Regions from separate parts of the Mus musculus genome. Here region 2 is linked to region 1. Evidence: chromatin loops called from intact Hi-C (ENCODE). Cell type or tissue: left cerebral cortex. All regions are shown on one strand. Links, peaks and the distances in the headings refer to the core of each region. The heading gives the core; the rest is flanking DNA.

The links. Hi-C counts contacts between places; a loop is a spot of excess contacts. Peaks named below come from ENCODE experiments on the same cell type or tissue, not always from the same donor. Only the 100,000 strongest peaks of a DNase experiment are listed, where the experiment ranks them.
Region 2: a loop joins it to region 1, with 2.5 times the contacts of the local background. A loop is called at or near these places in 1 of 42 quality-filtered maps.

Annotation. Positions count from the first base shown.
Region 1 is chr1:23,840,296-23,843,215 of GRCm38, reverse strand. The region is part of intron 2 of B3gat2 (beta-1,3-glucuronyltransferase 2 (glucuronosyltransferase S)); the gene reads right to left. Among named protein-coding and RNA genes, the nearest start is that of B3gat2, 80 kb to the right of the region's middle. In left cerebral cortex, for the core only: no CTCF peak of the experiment used is centred there; a DNase peak (open chromatin) is centred at 1,362.
Region 2 is chr1:23,900,905-23,903,824 of GRCm38, reverse strand. The region is part of intron 1 of Smap1 (small ArfGAP 1); the gene reads left to right. Among named protein-coding and RNA genes, the nearest start is that of Smap1, 20 kb to the left of the region's middle. In left cerebral cortex, for the core only: no CTCF peak of the experiment used is centred there; no DNase peak of the experiment used is centred there.

The DNA of each region.
Region 1 (2,920 bases), core at 121-2,620:
AGAGGTAATTCTGAAAATATAAAACCATTCAGACCTGATTTCCTTCATCGTCCCTTAAGATGTTAAACTCGCCGTCTGCAGCCACTGAAAGGTTCAGATTAGATGACTATTTTCTCCATTTCCCTGGTTCAGGAATATTTCATCACGGCATAGATCTATATGGCAAAATGAAGCACAGGCCACAGCTGGCCCTGAAGCTACCATTGTTTTTGTTGGGTGCCTTCTTGCCCTCATTGTGCAGTGATCTGCACCTGAACAGCAGAGCCCTTAGGGAGGGCTCATAAGTAACCTAGCTCCTAAAAAACGGGGCTAGAGGGAGGAGGGAGGACATTATCCAGATGTTCTTTGCCTACTTCAGGGGGCTCTGCTCGTTCTCTGCTCAGGAAGGGAAGGGAGGGCACATCCACAGCAAGCAGGCATCATATGGTAACTAGGCCAAGCTGGGTTGCTCCAGGAGAAATCCTCTGCCCTGATGAGATAGCATGCTGAGCTAAAGTGCTGTCTCTTGGAAAGAGGCAGCAATGTTAGCTCCTGACGATTGATTTCCAATCTGCTGTGGGTGTCTTGGGTTTTCTTCAGTTGTATTTGCCTCGAGCATTATATCCTTACTGGATTTGGCTTTAAAGGTCTTTTGAGGTATTAGGATTCTTACAAAACCCGTAGAAGTAGGGTTTTCTGTCTGGGTCAGTTAGGGGGAAATGTGCTATGCCAGTGAAAAGGGACTGTTGGCTGTGAAGACAGGTCTTCCTTAGCATCTGAGGGCACATCCTCACTAGGCAGAGGGACAGGGTTTGCCTCAGTAGATTACATGCTTGCTGAATGCATCAGAGTCTAACAATCCAGACAAGATAAACCCACAGGACAGTTGGAGAAGAGATGGCTCATTGGTTAAGAGCATTTGCTCCTCTTCCAGAGGGCCCAAGTTCAGTTGCCAGCACTTGTGTCATATCTCACAATCGTCTGTAACCCCAGCTCCCAGGCTTTCGGCACTGTCTGACTTCTGTGGGCACCTGGCATGCACTTGGGAGCATGTATGTACATACAGGCAGAATACTATTTAACAAAAGACATACGGTTTCATAACAACAGGAAGAGTGTTTAGTCATTTGGGGTGAAACACATATGATAGACTCTCCAAGAGAGTCAGGCCTCAACCTGCCAGAGCTCTGAAGAGGCCACCCCACAGGCAAGGAACCCCCAAACTCTGCTGTCTCCTTTGGATGACAACAGTGTGAGGAAGCTATATAGTGAGAATTTGTAGAGCAAAAAGCTCTGATAATGGGCAGAGGTTCTCAAGCCTTCAGTGTTGTCAGCTGATGCCCACAGAAGTACCCAGACCATGTAGAGAAGTAGAAAGGAGGAGGTGGATCAGCTATCCTGACTCACTCAGCCCAGGAGCGGTCATGTTCTCATCAGGAGGAGCACAGCAGTCTAGTAGTAGCTGCAGCTTCTGTACAGAACGTGGATGTTGACTGGCTAGTGTCGGGTCAGATTAGCTCTGAAAGCTCAGATGCTCCTGCCTAAACTTAAAAACAAACCTTGAAAAGCTAGAGTGCCTCCAAATAACTTGGTCATGTCCCAGAAAGAGCTCAAGAATATCTATTTATAATACAGTATATGTTATGTTTGTGTGTTTATATTACATATACATACACATGCATATCAATCATTACCCAACAATTTAGAACCCAAAATGTCGCAGAACCAGATCTTCTTTGCTATACAAAGAAGCAGGAATATAAATACTGCAGCAAGGAGAAATCCAGAAATGATATGCATGGCTGAATTATTGTTTTACTTTCAAGAAGGCTGAAGAGATGTGGGCATGCTGTGAGAGAAGACTGACAAGGCCATCACAGTGACAGAACGACAAGATGTAAGTATCCTGGGTAGAACTAACATCTGAGACACAGAAAGGTTAGCAAGGATGATCTTCAAAAGTTCAGTACCAAAGATGAAATAACTTCAAATATATGAAAATGATCAAAGAGTAAATTATAGAGAAAGGGAAGTGAGAAAGTAACAAAACTAATAAACCACAATAAAAAGAAGACAAGAGAGTCAGAATGAAAGGTGAGAGGGAGGTCTAAAAATGGAAGGAAATGATGACTAAAAATGTCCAGCCTTCATTCTTCCTGTGTTGTCCTGTTACCCCAGTGGGCTAGTGTGAGACCTCCTGCCTTGGCCACTTAAGAAGCTGAGATTACACACACACACACACACACACACACACACACACACACAGTCTTGCCACTTAAGAAGCTGAGATTACACACACACACACACACACACACACACACACACACACACACACAGTCTTGCCACTTAAGAAGCTGAGATTACACACACACACACACACACACACACACACACACAGTCTATCTATCATTACAGCAAGCATGGCAAAAATGTTTTCCAAAATATTTTAAACACTAAACTAGAAAGATGAGAGATCACATTTTTATAAGCTAGATGTAAATAAAACCCAAGTACTATTAAATGTAAGAGGAGATAGAGGGAAGAAGAGAGAATGCAGAAGAATAATGATGAGAAATGGCTCCCATAGGCTCAGTTGGTGGCGCTGCTTGGGAAGGTTTGGCCTTGCTGGAGGGAATATGTCACTGGGGCAGGTCTTTGAAAGTACACAGCCACACCCTACTTGTAGTTTCCTGACTTGAAGGTAGGAGCTCTTGGCTTTCTACTGCCACCAAGCCTGCTGTTTGCTGCTGCACCTGCCCACCACAATGGACTTCTGTTCCTCTGGAATTGTTAGACCCAATAAACTCTTCCATACGTTGCTTATAGTCATGATGTTTTAATCACAGCAACAGAAAAGTCACTAGTACACAGATAAGCATCTATCCACAAGTTCTCGAGAAGTAGAAGGCACAAACCACCAATATGGAGAGAACAGGGTCTA
Region 2 (2,920 bases), core at 112-2,611, 61 kb before region 1:
AATAGAGAGATTGCTCATTTGCCAAGAGTGTGCACTGCTCTTGAATAGAATTTGTCTTCAGTTCCCAGCACTCAGGTTGCCTGGCTCATGTAAACACATGCACACAAAAACAGACACACTGTGCTGCTTAGTTTTTGTCACCCTGATACAAGCCTAGACACTCTTGGGAAGAAGGAATCTTAGTTAAGGAGCTGCTTCCATCAGATGGGCCTGTGGGGCCTGTGGGGCCTGTGGGGCCTGTGGGTGTGTCTTTGAGACATTGATTGTTACTTGATGCGTAGAACTCAGATCACTGAGAGATGCAAGTGGTCCTGGAGTGAGTGATAATTGTAGCTAAGAAGGCCATGAAGAATAAAGCAGTAAGCAGTGTTTGTTCTCCATGACTTCCGCTTCAAGCTTCTGTCTTGGTTCTTGCCCTGCCCTTTCTCTGAGATGGACTGTAACTTGTAAGCTGAATCTTCTAGCCATGGCGTTTATCACAACAGGAAGCAGACTGAAGTTCCATTTCTGTGTTAAATGTCCAACAGTACAATTTGCTGACTTTTATGGTAATTGCAAACCTAAACTGCCTTTAATTTTTTTATAATCATTTTGTATTCCTATTTGTTACAGTTTAAACTTGAGATACCCTCTCCAGGCTCATATCTGAATGGCTGACCAGTTGGCACTAGTTTGAGAGGCTCTAGAAAGTTGGAAGTGGGGCCTAGCTGGAAGAAGTAGGCCTTAGGGGGTATGTCCTGGAGTTATATTTTTCCTCTTGTCTTCTGCGATGTGAGCAGTTGTCTTCTGTCAATACTCTCATGACTGTGATGCCCTGCTCCATCTCATTCCATGTAACGTATGAACCACACCCTCTGGATGTGTGAGCTGAGATAGTTCCTTACTCTGCTGGCATCTATGTCAGATTTTTTTTAACAGATGCAGAAGTAACTTGCAAACTACTAATGTGATTTTTTTTTTTCTGTTTTTATCTGTTTTGTTAAATGTGTAGTGCTAATTTGAAAGTTTTTTACTTTTTACTTATTTATTTATCTTTTTGAGAGGTCTTTCTCTCTAGCCTTTCCTGGCTAAACTTGTTATGTAAGCCAAAATGCCCTCAGCCTACTGATTACTGAGATGGCAGGTGCGTGTGGCGCACGTACGTGTGCGTGAGATACATCTGGCTCGTGATACTCACTTGGATTTGTATTTTCATCAAGTCTGCTGTCAGATGCATTTCATGTGCTCATTCCTGCTTTATCACCTATCCAGGATATTTCTGCCAGTTCCATTCTGCCCAGTGTATTTGGAGTTTCAGGTGTTAGAACTCGAGTCATTTAAGAGTCTGATTTGTTCTTTATGTACCCAGTGGAGATAGGCTCTTGTTGAACATGTTTTAGTCTTTCCTACAACCCAGTAACTCAGTGATAGTAATGCTCCTGACCCTGCCTGCTTCTGTCCCCAGTATAAATCACATTGATTGCCTTCTTTTCACTCCATAGAATTTAATGACTGCTAATTTTTTTTTTTATCAGTTCTGGACACAACTAAATACTATTTTTTTTTTTTTTAAATTTGAGACAAGGTTTTGTTATGTAACCCAATTTGGCCGAAGTTTTATCTTTGTGCTGTAGCCTAGATACTTTTCCTAGAAGTAAACTAAGTTCATTGTAAGGCTCTTAATTAGGTTTTTTTTTGTTGTTTTTTTTTTTTTTTTTTTTTTTTTTTTTGATTTTTCGAGACAGGGTTTCTCTGTGTAGCTCTGGCTGTCCTGGAACTCACTCTGTAGATCAGGCTGGCCTCGAACTCAGAAATCCACCTGCTTCTGCCTCCCAAGTGCTGGGATTAAAGGCGTGCGCCACCACGCCCGGCGTTCTTTTTTTTTTTTTTTATTAGATATTTTCTTTATTTACATTTCAAATGCTATCCCGAAAGTCCCCTATACCCTCCCTCCCCCCACTCCCCTACCCACCCACTCCCACTTCTTGGCCCTGGCCTTCCCCTGTACTGGGGCATATAAAGTTTGCAAGACCAAGCGGCCTCTCTTTCCAGTGATGGCTGACTAGGCCATCTTCTGCTACATATGCAGCTAGAGACACGAGCTCTGGGGGTACTGGTTAGTTCATATTGTTGTTCCTCCTATAGGGTTGCAGACCCCTTCAGCTCCTTGGGTACTTTCTCTAGCTCCTCCATTGGGGACCCTGTGTTCTATTCAATAGATGACTGTGAGCATCCACTTCTGTATTTGCCAGGCACTGGCATAGCCTCACAAGAGACAGCTACATCAGGGTCCTTTCAGCAAAATCTTGCTGGCATGTGCAATAATGTCTACATTTGTTGGCTGGTTATGGGATGAATCCCCGGGTAGGGTAGTCTCAGGATGGTCCATCCTTTCGTCTTAGCTCCAAACTTTGTCTCTGTAACTCCTTCCATGGTTATTTTGTTCCCTATTCTAAGGAGGAATGAAGTATCCACACGTTGGTCTTCCTTCTTCTTAATTTTCTTGTGTTTTGCAAATTGTATCTTGGGTATTCTAAGTTTCTGTGCTAATAATCCATATATCAGTGAGTGCATATCATGTGCGTTCTTTTGTGATTGAGTTACCTCACTCAGGATGATATTCTCCAGATCCATCCATTTGCCCAAGAATTTCATAAATTCATTGTTTTTAATAGCTGAGTAGTACCCCATTGTGTAAATGTACCACATTTTCTGTATCCATTTCTCTGTTGAGGGACATCTGGGTTCTTTCCAGCTTCTGGCTATTATAAATAAGGCTGCTATGAACATAGTGGAGCATGTGTCCTTATTACCAGTTGGACCATCTTCTGGGTATATGCCCAGGAGAGATATTGCTGGATCTTCCAGTAGTACTATGTCCAATTTTCTGAGGAACCTCCAGACTGACTTCCAGAGTGATTGTATGCCATTTCTTGATAGC